Regions from separate parts of the Mus musculus genome. Here region 1 is linked to region 2. The links are chromatin loops, found by intact Hi-C in ENCODE. Cell type or tissue: left cerebral cortex. All regions are shown on one strand.

Region 1 (8,000 bases), 69 kb before region 2:
GGTTCAAGTCCAAATACAAGATGGTTATTGTGTCTGAAAAGCTCCCAGGGTTAGCACGTTCTTCTGGACCAGGTTTCCTGTGTTGTTGACAGACACGTTATCAACACAGCACCAGCACTCTCTGTTTATCTAATTACATGAATCCCGCCTCCACCATGTAATATGCAATTTATAACACAGCATCAGCACTCTGTGTTTATCTTATTACATGAATACCTGCCTTCACAATGTGGTATGTAATTTATAAGACAGCATCAGCACTCTGTTTTTTATCTTATTACACGAATCCCACCTCCACCATGTGATATGTAATTTATAACACAACATCAGCACTCTCTGTTTATCTTATTGCATGAATACCCACCTCCACTATGTGATATGTAATTTATAATAAACCCTGCAGAGTGAGCATTGTAGGTCCGAGTATTTAACATAGGCGACAAACATGCCTTCGTGTAGGGAAGAGATTTGCAGACTTTCCTCATCTGTGGGAATTTCCTATCATTTTGGTGTGTCTGGACTTCATGACCCAAGAGAGTTGGACCACGTGACTTAGGATAGGAGACCTCGTCTCTGTGCAATGCCACTGTCCCTGCAGGTCTGCTCTCTATCTGTCCCCATGTAGTAGGATGCCTGGGTTTTCCTCTCTTGTTCACAGCCTGACCTGCACCTAGGGAGGGACCTGCATGTGGCACTCAAGTAATTCCACAGCGAGCGTGTTCATGGAAGGATGTGCTCTGCTGCTCTTGGCTTTCTGTAAGTGTAGGAGCCGTGTCCCCTACAGCACCACATCCCTCTACCTGCCCTGTGTCCCACATGCCTCAGTCCTGGTACCTTCCCTCTGCTCACTGTTCCCAGCCATCCAAGCATCAGGACCTGGAATGGAGCCTTGTGGAGTCTGAGCTCTCCTTCCCTTGGCTGCCCTAACTCACTGCAGACTGGTCCACACTGCCCTGCCTCCACCATCAGCCCCACTCAGAGCTCAGCCTTGACTGCTGAGTGGATGGGCCATGAGTCCACATGGAGCCACAGTGCAAGGGACATTCAGATTGATTCCAGGACCTGTGGCCAGGAGCATTACTCTATGTGGAGGTCTGCACTGTCACCCATCTTTATCCATTTTGAGTGGGCCCTGGGGCTATGACTCATGGGAAGTATTTAACCCATCAGAAACTGCCAGGCCTGTACCAAATGAACATCACTGCACAGACTTTCTATTGCCGCTCATTTTAAAAAAAAATATTCAGGGCCAGGCAGTGGTGGCACATGCCTGTAATTCCAGCACTTGGGAGGCAGAGGCAGGCGGATTTCTGTCTTGTTTTGTTGTGTTTTGTTTTGTTTTGTTTTGTTTTGTTTTGTTTTGTTTTGTTTTGTTTTGTTTTGTTTTTGTTTTTCAAGACATGGTTTCTCTGTATAGCCCTGGCTGTCCTGCAACTCACTTTGTAGACCAGGCTGGCCTCGAACTCAGAAATCCATCTGCCTCTGCCTCCCGAGTGCTGGGATTAAAGGCATGCGCCACCACGCTCGGCGACAGGCGAATTTCTGAGTTCAAGGCCAGCCTGGTCTACAGAGTGAGTTCCAGGACAGCCAGGGCTATACAAAGAAACCCTGTCTTGAAAAACAAACAAACAAAACAACAACAACAAAAAATTTCAGGAAGATGGTTCAATGTGTAAAGGTGCTGGCTGCTAAGCCCAGGTACATGGGTTCAGTTCCCAAGACCTGTGGTGGAAAGAAAAGACAGACTCCCTTTGGAGCACATGCATTTGTGCGCACACATACACACACACACAAATAAGTAAATAAATCGGACATGCGAATGAGTGTTTGTGTCTCGGTTACTTTCTCTGCTGTGATAAAATACTGGGAGAAAAGCAACCCAAGAAAGAAAGGGGCTTGGTGGGGCACTTAGAGTTAGAGAGGGACACGGCCCATCATGGTGAGGAAGCCTTGAAAGCAAGCAGAGAAAGTGTAGTGTCTGGAGCAGACAAATGGCTTGTCACATTGCATCTACACTTCACAAACAGGGAGGGATTAATTCATGCTGCTGACCAATTTCCTGTCTTCACCTATCTGGAGTCCAGGATTCCAGTCATGGAATGAGGTCACCAACGGTAGGTAAGTCTTCCCACATCAGCTTATATACTCTAAACAATCCCCATTTATATGCCCAGAGATCTACCAGGTGATATGAGATTCTACCAGGTTGACATTTAACACTACCAATGTGTGTGGCACTGCCGGCAGCTTCACTGTCAGTTTCTTCCTAACTCATGAATCTGAGCATTTCTTCCGTCTGTATTTGCTACTTGTACCCCGCGGAGGAAAATGTCTGTGCGAAACGCTTGCCGGTTAAAGAACACTGGGGTCTTTGTTTGGTTGCTGTTTCCTCTGAGGTTATTTTTATGTTCTGCACACAAGTGCATTGTCACATATGAATTGCAGATGCTTCCTGCCCAGCTGTGGCTGGCCTGTCACTCCCTTAATAGAGTCTTCTGCAGAGGGAAGGATTTTAACTTTGATGAAATCGACCTATTTTTCTCTATGGCTCTAGCATTCAGCCTCCCCTATGTCAAGGTCGCAGAAATGGTCCCTTTCTCCTCTGAGAAATTACAATCTTGCATTCCACGCAATGCCCTTGATGCACTTGGAGGCGGTTTTCACAGAAGGTCTGAGGTCATTTTTGCTCAACTGCTAAGACGATGTGGGGTGGAAAGTCTCTTTCCTCTGGCCAATGGCCTGACAAGCAAACACGTGATCCATAATAATAGTTGATACAGAAATCATCTCAGTTGTTCACACTTGATGAAGGAGTGAAGAAGGGTGACAGGGCCAGGAGAGACCTTACTGTCCTTGACGCTGATCAGCACGGGCGATGGACTCTCTCCGTCTCAGTGTGGTGCGGGCATCTGAGTTTCTAGTCCCAGGAAGGAGCCACCAGCCCCAACAGTTTTCCCCTGGAGTCCTGGACACTCCCATAGCCACATCTCAGATGGCCTTCCTATCTGTTTCTAGCACTTTCCAGGATCCTAGGGTCTCAGAGTGTTTGGGGGTTGGTCCGGGTGCTGACTGGGCCAAGGTCAGGTCCAGGTCCTCTGTACTGGAGCCCCCAGCTCCTCCCTCTTAGGTTCAGAGGCCCAGAGCTGTTCCAGCTTGCCTCCATGCTGATGCCAGCTCCTGCTGGGGCCCTGGGGACTCGGGGACTGTCAGTGTGAAGCTCCCTGAGGAACCATAATTGGGCTTTTCAGGCAAGAGGGGTAAGAAATGGCATTCTTACACTAATTAACTATTTCTCTCTCTCTCTCTTTCTCTCTCTCTCTCTCTCTCTCTCTCTCTCTCTCTCTCAAGAGCCACAGATTTGGTCTGAGATGTGACTTGAGGTCGGTAGAACTTACTGCTCTGTGTGTATCAAGGGCATGGGGCAGGTTTGTGTTTAAAAAACCAAAAGCCAGACTTTTCCTCTGGGCCGAGGCTTTGACCACACACCAGTCTGCTCTTCAAGGTGGTTCAGCATCACGCATGAAAGGTGATGGGCACTTTGGGCATGTGATTGAGATGTGAGTGTGGGCACCTGAGAGAGCAGAGAACTGACAAGTCCCCCGAGGTCAGGTCTCATGGGAACCAGGTGCCCCTGGGTCACAAGTCAAAAGTTACTTCTCAAGTCATCCTGAGTATATATGGCAGACTCTGTGTGACAGCAAGCAGTTGGACAGGGAGGTAGCTGGGACACTAGGTTTCTGTGTCTCTCAGATATCTGTTCTGTCACTGACGTAAATGACTACAAGTGGCACCACAAGGCACCATGACTGGTGCCTATTCCCCGTGCCCTGTCTTGGCACAGGAAACTATTCACTATCTACGTGATTCCCCAGGACCACAATCCCATGCTCCCCACGGCACAGATGCCATCATCAGCCTGTGTTACAGATAATAGAACCAAGCAGCTCTGATGCTACTGGGTCCTGAGCCTAGGCTGACTGTGAACCCTCCCTGAAGCATTTTCCCCCTAGGGGCTTATTTAGAGGACAGGTGCTATTTGGAGGCTTTGGGCGCTGTGCAGCAGAAGTGGACACACACGACGCCATGCTCTCCTGTCCCACTCTTGGACAGCTGACTTGTTAGGTTCTGTGAAGCAGCCGGCCTCTCCAGGAAGACTCTGGAAGGCTCCATCTTGGGCAGAGCATGGCAAGGAGATCTCAGCTCCAGAAGACAGTCAGACAGCATGCCCACCTGGTTTTTATAAAGCAAGTTCAGAATGAGACTCCAGGACTGCACAGTCTGTCCCTGGATGGCGACAGGAAGGAGCCACTCCTGGAGCAGAGTCCTGCCCTCGATGAAGGAGATGGCAGGTCATGGGCAGGACTGGGTCAGTGAGGGGAGCTTTGGGTTTGAAGAGAACTTGAACTTCCCCCTCAGATCCCAACCTGATCATCAGGAGCCCTTTCTCCCTGGAGAGAGCTGAAGCACTCCTATGGGCCTAAGGATACCATGCACCTGCTTTCCCTAGAGTCTCTCCTCTGAGGATGTGCTGCAAGGAGGTGAGGAGTGGGTGGATTCCCAACTCCTTCCAGATCTGTGGTATGTGCTGTTAGCATTTCTTCCAGGCTCCATCCCACAGTTACCTGGCAACAGTCGGGTGTGCCTGATTCGCTATAAAAGGGGCTGCTTGCCCCTTCTCACTCTCTGGCTCTTCTTCCTCTCTTCCCTCTCTGCCCCTTCTCTCCCCATTCCCCTCCCCCCCTCTCTCCAGGTGCTCATGGCCAGCCGCTACTCCTCTCTCTCTCTCTCTCTCTCTCTCTCTCTCTCTATCTGTGTGTGTGTGTGTGTGTGTGTGTAGTCCTTTCCCAACTCCCTGCCCCATGCCCTGAATAAACTCTATTCCATACTATATCCATCATATGGCTGGTACCTCAAGGGAAAAGGGATGCCTCAGCGTGGGCCCGCAGAGGCACCCCCTTCCCCTGCACCATACCACACCACCATACCACACCGCTACCAAACATATCCCTGGCTTCTCTTTCTTTTTGGTAAAACACCAAACATGCTGTTTGGGATAACACACCTCAGGATCCTGGATTGTCAAATACAACATGGACCAAACAGAATGAAAGGGATGGGGAAGCAGGATGGACCTGGGCCAATCAAGATGGGCCATGGAATATACAGGCTGGAGTGTGGACCAATCAGGATGGAGCATGAGCCATCAGATGAGAGTGGACCAGTCAGCATCAGTCATAGCACTCACAGGATGGAGAGTAGTCCCATCACAGAATGCATGCCAACAGACCAAGGGCAGGGGGAGTCTCACACAAGACTGAGGATCTTTCATGGAGCCTCATCACACCTTGTCTCTGTCCCAGGCAAAGGACCTGAGATAAGAACCTGGAGCATTGGAGGCTGGAGAGATGGCTCAGCAGGTAAGAGCACTGACTATTCTTCCAAAGGTCCTGAGTTCAAATACCAGCAACCACATGGTGGCTCACAACCACCTGTAATGAGATCTGACGCCCTCTTCTGGTGCATCTGAAGACAGCTATAGTATACTTATGTATAATAATAAATAAATCTTTGGGCCAGAGCAAGCAGGGACTGAGCAAGCAGAGTTGACCACAGAGAGCAGAGGTCCTAAAATTCAATTCCCAACAACCACATGAAGGCTCACAACCATCTGTGCAGCTACAGTGCACTCACATACAATTAATTAATTAATTAATTAATTAATAATCTTTAAAAAAAAGAGCCTGGAGCGTCTAAACCCAAGTCCCCCTCCCTTTATGTCCACCCAAAGTACACCCCCTTTTCAGAAAGGATTGTGTTAGAGAGAGAAGCAAGAACGTTGAGCTATATTGGTCTGTCTGTCTGTCTGTCTGTCTGTCTTTGTAGACCCCCATGAACCTCAGGCAACTCCAGCACCTCAACTGTCAAGGCCAGATCTACCCTGTGCTGATCAGGGTGGAGTCCTAGATTAGCAGATCCTCACGGCTCAAATGATTTAGATGTGTCCCCGGGAGCTGACTGTAACTTGGTGACTTAATTTTTAATAGTCAGTTGACACTTATTGTAAAGGATGAACGTCCTCACCGGTCCTCATCCATCCCATCCTTGGGACCAAACGCAGGACGTCACTTTAATTGCTTTACTGTGTGCGCTTCCTGCAGACTTTACAGCAGCGTGGTTCAGTTTATTATCGGGGACACTTTTACAACACTGTCTGCTGCTCCATGGAGAGCCTCCGCTCCTGGCAGGCTCTGGTGGGAAGGAAAGGGCCCTGGCAAGCATCCTTCCACCCCAGGGGTCTCCTTCCTCAGCTGACTCCAGAGACTGGCACCTTCAAGGGCAATGGAGCCGGTGGTTATAGATTGAGGGATTCCACCGCAGGCACATCCTACACTATGCAGCCTGGAGGTCTCTCCACTGCTAGGCTGTGCCCCTCCACAGGACAGCAAAGCAGTCAGCTTTGGGGGTGAATTCTACCCAGTAGCCTTTTCCCCAGTGCCTATTCCAGCACCCTAAGAGTGCACCTGTTCTAGAGTTTGAGATCCTTTCCAGTCCAGGGGCAGATCCCAGGATCAGTTCTCAGACCATCAGCACCTTGCTCATTCCCCAGTATGATAGAAATGGGATTTCATCAGGACCAATCTCATGCCAGTGAGAGACTCTGGCCTTTCTTATTGTATGTGACTTGTGGTAGATATGTACACAGGACAGCCAGTAGGAACCCAGAGAGGAGGTACCTAAAAGTAACATTACCCCAAGGAGGCATGGCCCAGGGAAGAAAATAAATCAGAGTTCTGAATTCCTGGCCACCTACTTCTCTCTTTGGGTTGGCCTTACCATCCCCATTGTGGTTGAATAAGAGTGTTGAATGAGGATGTGTTGTTGTTATCAATAACAAATGAGGATGAAATGGTCCCTCTTCAGGAGATCATCAGGAATGGTGAGTTCTTAGGGACCACCAGACAAGGCCCAGAGCCCTGGACCAGGTAACTTACAGATGAGGGGCTTGTTAGTGAGAGATGGCACCTACCACTGTGTCAGCTCCATGTCTGCAGAATGAACAGGTGGAGCCCAGCAACCCAACACCTGACCACACTCATCAGAAGGTAAGTTTTACCGTGCTGATGCATGTCTTCATCCCAGTCATCATTGCTCCTGCATCAGCATCTCATCATTGCCCTCACCTCCCTGCATCCCATCCTACATCCCACCCTGTACCCCATCCTGCATCCCATCCTGCACCCTGCCCTGCACCCTGCCCTGCATCCCCCATCCTGTACCCCCTTGCACTTCCCGCATCCCACCCTGCACCCCACCCTGCATCCCACAATGCATCCCACCCTGCACCCTGCCCTACATCCCATCCTGCATCCCACCCTGCTTCACATCCTGCACCCTACCCCACATCCCATCCTGCACCCTGCCCTGAAACCTGCCCTGCATCCCCCACCCTGCATCCCACCCTGTACCCCATCCTGCATTCCATCCTGCACCCCACCCTACATCCCTGCCACTACTATCTCTATGCATTCCACAGACCTCAGCCTGGATGTGGTGTCTGCTGAGTCCCCTTTAGTCTCCTTGTTTGCACCCATCTTCTTCCCCTAAGTTTGGTCCAGCTCAGCCCCTGGACTAATTCTTATCCTACCTGCTTTCACTTGCTAGAGGTCAGTACCATGTTTAAGGCCCTTCTAGGCATTGTTGACCACACATCCAGAGGTTGTCTGCTTCCTTTTGTCTCCAGTATCACCAACTGGCACTCTGATGTGTTGTCTTGGTGACTGTCTTCATGTTTTCTATTTCTGTGTTTAAAACACCGTGACTATAAGCAACTTGGGGAGAAAAGAAACTATCTTGCTTATATTTCCACATCACAATCCACCATTGAAGGAAGTCAGACCAGGAACTCGAGCAGGGCAGGAACTGATGTAGAGGCCACAGGGGGATCACTGGTTACTGGCTTGCTCCTCATAGTTTGCTCAGCCTGCTTTCTTATAGTTCAG
Region 2 (8,000 bases):
GGAGACAGGAAGGTCCCAGGAGTTCACTGGCCTACCAGCCTAACTGAAATGGTGAGCTTCTGATTTAATGAGAAACCCTGGCTCAAAATGAGAAGACAACTGAGGGTGACACCCAGTATCCTGCTCTGATAACCACATTCTCACATGCATGTAGCACATGCACACACATACCACACACACCTTTTTGTTTAATCACCAGTATTGGGGAAAAGTATCAGTATTGTGCTTTCTCTTTGCTACAAGTTCAAGAACATGATGAATATGGTAAGATGTTTCTTATTTCTTTGATTATAATTAGTACATGCTAAGTTTTTGTTTTAATTAGAGCGGGACATATCTATACTTTGAAAGTCAAATGCATACTTGTTATGAAAAATGTCTGCACTCCATCTCCCAGAGCCAGTCTGGGTTCCAGGATTACTTGAAACACTAGTCTCTGAAGTTGGGTCGACTCTATCCACCCTTGCTGTGGCTACACCTCTGTTCCTCCACATCCTGAAGTTAGGTGCTCTGGGATCTTCTTCTGCAACAGACAGCAATCTCTTTACTTGCAAGTGCCCCTCAAGCTTTCTCATGCCCAGAGTTTAACACTCCCACCTGGTGGTTTTTTTTTTTTTTTTGGTTGTCTTAAGCCTTTAGAGGAGCAAACAGGTAGAGGATATGTATATAAAAATATATTCTAGAGTCAGGCAGTGGTGGTGCACGCCTTTAATCCCAGCACTTGGGAGGCAGAGGCAGGTGGATTTCTGAGTTCGAGGCCAGCCTTGTCTACAGAGTGAGTTCCAGGACAGCCAGAGCTATACAGAGAAACCCTGTCTCGAAAAACAAAACAAACGTGTGTATGTGTGTGTGTGTGTGTGTGTGTGTATTAAAAGGGAGTCATAACAACAATCTGCACAGTAGTGGTGGGGTAGTCCAGCAGTTGCTCTCTGTGTACCAGAGAGAATGAGAACTTGGTAACTGCTTCAGCAGTCAGTGTGGTGCTGAAGACCTGGAAGACTCCAGAGCTGTCAGTCGTCAGTACGTATTGGAAGGCCAACGTAGCTGGAGTCTGATATCAATCAGATCTTGAGATGAGTTAGATAGACTTAGCAGCAAGAAATGAAGGGAAGTGGCTGGAGAGAGGTAGCTCAGCAGTTAAAAGCACTGGCTCCTCTTTCAGAGTATCCAGGTTCAATTTGAACCATCTGTAATCCTAGTCTTAGATCTAACATCTTCTGGCATCTAAGGGTACCAAGTACACACTGATGCAGAGACAAACATGTAGGCAAAACACTCATCCATAAAAAAGAAAGAAAGAACAAAATGAGGGCACATAGACATGCAAACACTGTTTTGCCTCAAACATCTTTATGTATCTGGTATACCCACAGGAAAGTGCTACACACTTGGTGGATGGGTCACCTCTCATTTAATCCTTCCTGGAAATGCACTCACAGACCCTCCTAGATAAACAGCTGAAAACATCAACTTTTCCCCCAGAGCAGATATCTTCAGGTTATACTCTATAACTTAAATATGATACACAGAGCGACAACACTTAAGTTCTGACATTTTCTTAATGTTATATGGTAATAGAATAGGGAAAGAAAGAAAACACAAATATCTGCTTACTAATGCATACATATAAAGCCATGAACATTTTAACAAAGTAAGACAGAAACATTCACGGCAGTTACATTCCTCATTTCTGTGATTGGTTACTTGGCTACAGTTGTTTATATTTTTCTACTTCCCAGCTCATATGCTCAGCAAGTCCTGTTTCTTTACCTGTGGGAGTAGCCTGAAACTTACTTGTAACACAGGAGGGCTGAGGATTTATGTCCTCCCTGCCTCAGCCTCCTGAAAGGTTCTGGCTCCTTTACCATCCTGCCTGGATCGAGTTGTTACAGTTTCAGACTTAACTCAGAACATGGTCACACCAAGAAAGACTCTACTCTTCCTTTCTCCATAGCAGTCCAGTTTCTCTGTGATGTCTGGAGCAATTATTTCTAAAAACATTGTAACTCCTTTCTTAATGTTGATTCAAGGACATCAGGAGCCAGAGTGGCCAGGGGAAAGTCTTAGCTTCTAGTTTAACTGAATCCATGTAATGCTTCTTGTGCCTCCTAACAGAAGCACTCCTTCCTCTGGAACCAAGACATCTAGGCTAGCACAGCATTAAATTGTAGGAACAGAAAGCAAAATGTTGCTAGTGAACCACTGGGGGTAGTAGTATTGAGTGGTAACGTTCCCATTTCTATCCCTTGAGTCTTGGATCCATGAATCCTGGCTATAGGAGAAACTACCATATTCTGAACACTGAATCGGAGCATTGTAGTCTTCTAGAGGACTCTGCCCCAGCCCTTCAGGCTACTGCTGCCTACTTGGCCATATAGCTGTGTCTTTAAAAAGCCATTCCATCATCTGGTCAAGCCAGCTGCTTTAGTTGTTGATCCCATGTATCATCCTCGCCTCGCCATTGTGACTCCTTTGTTCATGGGTCCATTGGGTAATGACAGGAATGGCCTTCCAGGAAAAGTTGACTTCTGTCTACAAAGCAAGCCATCCTGCTTGCTTGTTGACATTCTCCTTTGCTGATGTCACCATTTGATGAGCATTTACACAGGACACAAGTATCTTCACTTCATTTGAAGAGATCTGTTTATATTCCTCTTCCCCAAATGTCTATCTTACCAATTTTCCAATCATGTTCTTTCCAAGTCTGCAGCTGTTCATCCAAACTACTGGGCATGCCCTTTGTGTCAGTGTATAAATTGTACATCTGTCCAAATGAAATGTATATGGCCAGCAAGATGGCTTATTGAGTTAAAGGTGCTTGCTTGCCACCAAGCCTGACAACCTGAGTTCAATTCCCAGGACCAATATAGTAGAATGAGAGAACTATCTCCCACAGGTTGTCCTTTGACCTCAGTGCACACCAATAACATGCATGCATGCATAAAGAGAATAAAAATAATACTAAAAATATACAACTCTGCCCTGCCCAAAGTTGTGCCTACCACAGGATTTTCCTTCAGGGTTGTCCCAGAAAGGTGCTGTAATACTACAGTTAGCTATCCTCTTCTGGGGAATGGACTCTACATAGGGTAGCACTATTCATAAATCAGGCCTCACTTTTGTTCTCTTTAGTCGTCCAGTCACAGAACATGCCTCCTGACGCAGTGAGTTCATGGAGACAGAAGGCATTGTTGGAGTAGTTGGAACCATAGGCATTTGGGTAACTTCATCTATGACCTACTTGGGCTCAGTTACATAAATATTATCACTTCCGATTGATGTCGCTTTGCTGCTTTGCATGTCCAACTTTATGGCTTAGTAGGTAATGCCTAGCCTATGATGGGCAATTCAAGTCATGTGGTAATAGCCCATTGTCAGATTCTCAGGTTTCCACTAAGTCCCCATAGCAGGCCAAGAGCTCTCTCTCAAAATCATTGTCTGTGGGTGAGAGCAAGGCCTTGTTCCAAAGTTCCAAAGGCCTCCACTGTGATTCCCCTGTGCGGTCCTCAAAGGACCCAACCATTACCCCATGTAGCACTGACAACGCAGCAGTGCCATCAGGTTTGCTAGACCATGTGTTCCAAGTGGCACAGCAGCTGGATTGTTTCAGGGATTGTTGCTGTTATTTTGGACCCATTCCTGGTACCACAGTCTGTATTAGGCATGGTTCTCTTGACAAAAGAATAGAGTGTGTATGTTACAAGATGATTCACAGGACTGGCACAGACTGGTCTGGGTAGTGTCATAATAGCCATCTACCCACTGAAGGCTGAGAACCAAATATAGGTGCACAGTTCATAAGGCTGCTGGAGTCCCCACTGAAAGCCTAGGGGAGTACTGGGGAGTCATTGGTCTTCTCCCCCTGGGGCAAGGCCGAAGAGGCTGAGTCAGATGATGGATGGCAGCAGTAATAGGAGAACTGGGTGCACTTACAAGCAAAAAGCAGAGGTGGACCGGGCAGCAGTGCCTCTTCTTTTGGACCGCCTCTTCCTGTTTGATTTGCTGCAGAAAGGTGCCACCTACTCTGAGGGAGGGTCCTCTCCCCTCAGTTAATCCTTCCTGAAAATACCCTTACAGGCCTACCAGTCAAGATGAATCATCTTAAGTTCTAATAATGCCATCTTTCGAAGCCTGGGTGGCTGCTGCTGAAGCCAAAGACAGAAGCTGGTCCATCCGTCACTGTACACCTGTGTGTTAGCTGCTGGCAGCTGTTTTCCCAGTCTGCTACTCTAGTCTGGGGCTGTGTTGTCAGCCTCCAGCCTTAGGCTTTCCTGTGGCTTCTCCATCGCCCGACTGTACTAGCTCCTGTGTTTGTCTCTTTGGGGTTCTCATTTGTTTGCTGGGGCACATCCTTGTTACAACTTGTTACAAGAGACTATGCTGGAAGATACATTTTTTTATTTCAACCCTTAGATAGATAGTGGGAAGGACCTAGTATGATGTAGATGTGTTTTTCCCTCCAGTCTGGAGTGCTCTGTGCTATAACTTCCCAGCCCTTGCCCTCGGCTGATACTGCCTGTTCTCTCCTGTACAACTGGAGCATTCATGGAACAGTGTGTCCATGCCAGTGCTATGTCAGGAATGCTTGCACAGCCTTTCCATTTGGCACTGGCATGCTAGAGAACAAAACAGATGGGAAACAGGGAAGAGGCAGCAGGCTCTGCATCTGCAGTTTTGCTTTCCGTGGGATCCAGTCTGAGGATGTTCAATGGAAAATTCCAGAAATAAAGCAACTCAAAATTTTAAAATTGTGCACTGCTATAATGAGTTATATGATAAGATCTTGAACAGTCACAGACCTTCCCACCGGGACCGGAATTGTCCCCTTCGTCCAGCTGACCCAGCCTGTAGGCTAGTCTCCCTTCCACTAGTCACTTAGGAATTGTCCTCATGTGTTGTGGCTAGGGGTTTACATTCAAAAGACCCTTTTAAAGTCATCTGCCACTGCTATATCCTTGTGCCCAGGCCACCTAGTACCATCACAAATACACTGTTTCATCTTAAATTATACCAAGACGGGTGTGCACAGCACAGCAGGATGTTGGGTGAATAGCCTGCTCGCCTAACTTCTATTACTGTAGTAGTTTAACTCCATTAATCATTTCTGTGGTCACTCTTCCTGTGACTGCTTTGCAAGTTAAGCCTTTATGAGTATTTGTGTGTAATAAATAGCCATGCAGGGCTCAGTGCTGTTTACAATGGCAGATGTTCCCACAGCACAGTGGCTATACAGGGGTTTCCAACCAAGAATCCTAGGAAGGGATTGACCAAAGACTTAGAGAAAGCTGGCATGAGCTGGGATGATTCTCACAGAGGCCCCAGAAGAGGAGGAAGAAGGAGCTTGTGGGAACACCTCCCAGACAGAAGCTTGCTGAGCCAAGAGGCCCAGGAAATCTGACTGGAGGCATGACATTTCCTAGACCAGAGCTGTAGGACAGAAAGGGTGTAGATGAAAGCCCAATGCAGTTCTGGACACAGTTGGTTTGGAACATGAGTGACCTCTCCAGTTAAGAGTGCCGAGTGAAGAGTTCTTAGATGTAGCCCAGGACTGGAGACGGGAATAGAATGCAAGCCTTTAGCCTTGGGAAAGGCTGAGGGGTGCCTGTCAGCCAGCTAGAGGTGGGAAGGAGGTGGAAGGACATGGCATGAATGGTACAGGAGGGACTGAGGGCGTTGCCTGAATGGTACATAGCCTCAGAGCAGAGTCAGTGGCCCTGCATCTTCCTTCAGGGTGCAGCACCAGGGACGGCCAGGAAGGTGGCTCACTGCTGACTCTCAGAAGCTCTCAGCTTGTGACCTGTGAGTTTTTTAAACATGTCTCCTTTAATGTCGTAGTTGTGTCTTAGGAAAGTTTCAGGATCCTCAGCACATACCTGCTCAAGAGCTGAAGGCTCTGGAAGATGATTAGATAGGGCTGGAGTGTAGCTCTGTTGGTGGAGTAGCTGCCTAGCAAGCATAGGGCCCTGGGTGGTTAGGCAGATGGCACCAGCCTTGCTCTGGGTTATTGCACATGTAAGCTTGTGAATAGCTGGAAAAGTGCTTCCAGGTGTGCCTCCACGCTAGCAGCTCACCCTTCCTTCCATGTTACTGCCTAGATGGCCTGGGAACCTGGGGCACTTTCTCTGTTGCCTCGTTTGGTGTGGATTTTTGCAGTACTCAAAGAAATACATTTATTAGCATACTATCACCTATTTTCACTCACTTAAAAACCCAGACCTGGTCAGTCATGGTGCTTTGTTCCTGTACTCCTGTCTCCTCAGTAAACTGAGGAAGGGTGCTCACTAGAGACCAAAGTTTAGAGGCCATTCTGGGAACAGAGCAAGGCCCCATGTCGAGATGGAGAAATAAGCAGTACCCTTGGGAAGTTCTGTGTATCATTTGAAGGTAGCAAGGCCTCTGGCTTGTCCTGAGGATGGCAGCCTAGCATCAAAGATCACAGGCAGCCCTGAACCAGGTACCTGCATTGCAGGGCTATACTACCCAGATCTTCTGTAGTAGGTGCCACTTTTTAAAAGTTTGCTGTTGTTTGTTGTTGTTGTGGGTTTCTTTTATATACATGAGTGTTTATCTGCGTGTATGTGTGCAGTGCCTATGGAGGCCAGAAGAGGGAGTTGGATCCCCTAGAACTGGAGTTATATATGGTTATAAGCCAGCCAGTGTGGGTGCTAGGAACCAAACTTGGAACCTCTGTGAGAGCAATATGTACTCTCATCCACGGAGCTGACTCTCTAGCAACTCCCTCTTTTTCTTGTAATAGCATCTTATTTAGCCACATGACTTGCAGTATTCTAAGTGTGACTTTTTGGATAATGTTGTGAACTGTGTTTGAATAGACAGCCCAGTAGTATTAAGTACATCTACATTGTTACTTGACTGATCTCTGGCGCCTCTTTCATCTTGCAAAATTGAAGCCATCTTCAAGTTTTTGCAAAGATATTATAAAAATACTTAAGTTTTATGAAAGATTTCTACCATAAAGCTTTAAAGTAAGATTATAAAATGTCAAATAGTATATTTATAGTTTATATTATAAAATCAGAAAGCCTGTGAGTGTGGGGCATTTTCATGTATATGATTTTGTGTGTGTGAGAGACAGACAGACAGACAGACAGACAGATCCACTTTTCTTCTTGGTGTGTGATGTTAGAACTAATAAGTGCTTGGGAACTTGTGCCTTGGGCTCAGCTGATGATAAGGCTATAGATGCTTGTGCTATAGACTCCACTGCCACAGAGTGTGTACCCATGGAGACTCTTAGCCGGGACTGGGCTAGTGTGAACTGTAGTCACTGTGCAGTATTTCAGTGCTGGGTTATGAAGAACAGAACAGCTAAGCTATACTCACTGAGTGCATCAGGAGCTGACAAGAACTTGCCACTGGTTCTGCGATGTGCCGCTTTGGGGGCAGTATCAGGCCTACAGCAGGGAATTACCACGGGTGTACATGCCAGAGGCAGAAGCCAAGGGACAGGATGAGCTAATAGGAATCCTGTCTCTCAGGCCATTTTGGGGCCTTGTCCACAGCTTAGGTGCTCCTGGCAGGAAAGGGCAGGTCCAGCTTCCTCCCGGACACTGTGCATGGGGCTCTAGGAACAGCAGGTGCACGGTGGTTACAGCATGGGTCTCTTGAGTCTGTGTGGTGCCAGGGTACGAGGTACTTTATATCAGTACGCTACCTCCTCTGAAGTCCTTCTGAGGTCACACAGGTGTCTCTGAGGTGTGAATTGAAGTCCTAAGTGTCACATGGAGTAAGAGGTCAGAGGGAGGCAGGTGACAGCAAATGCTGTCGATTAAGTTTTGAGTGATACTGTGTCCAGTATTATCAGGTGTTTATAGGGTGGGTCTCCAAGTTACTGCGTTGGATGTCTTATCAGCACAACACGGTGTTTCTTGACCAAACAAACACTGAGTGCTCAGTGCTGGGAAACAGAGGTGCCAGTGAGGCTGTCTTCTTGCCAGCCCCACCAGCTGAAGAGATGTGGTAGGTGTCCCTGTGAGTAG

What was found. Peaks named below come from ENCODE experiments on the same cell type or tissue, not always from the same donor. Only the 100,000 strongest peaks of a DNase experiment are listed, where the experiment ranks them.
Region 1: a loop joins it to region 2, with 2.1 times the contacts of the local background. A loop is called at or near these places in 3 of 42 quality-filtered maps.

Annotation. Positions count from the first base shown.
Region 1 is chr5:129,461,427-129,469,426 of GRCm38, forward strand. No RefSeq gene overlaps it. Among named protein-coding and RNA genes, the nearest start is that of Gm34468, 28 kb to the right of the region's middle. In left cerebral cortex, a CTCF peak has its summit at 4,500; DNase peaks (open chromatin) are centred at 3,982, 4,093, 4,571 and 5,088; H3K27ac peaks cover 1,351 bases.
Region 2 is chr5:129,530,098-129,538,097 of GRCm38, forward strand. All of the region lies in intron 7 of Sfswap (splicing factor SWAP), which reads left to right. Among named protein-coding and RNA genes, the nearest start is that of Sfswap, 33 kb to the left of the region's middle. In left cerebral cortex, a CTCF peak has its summit at 6,608 (motif pointing right); DNase peaks (open chromatin) are centred at 3,790 and 4,614; H3K27ac peaks cover 4,046 bases.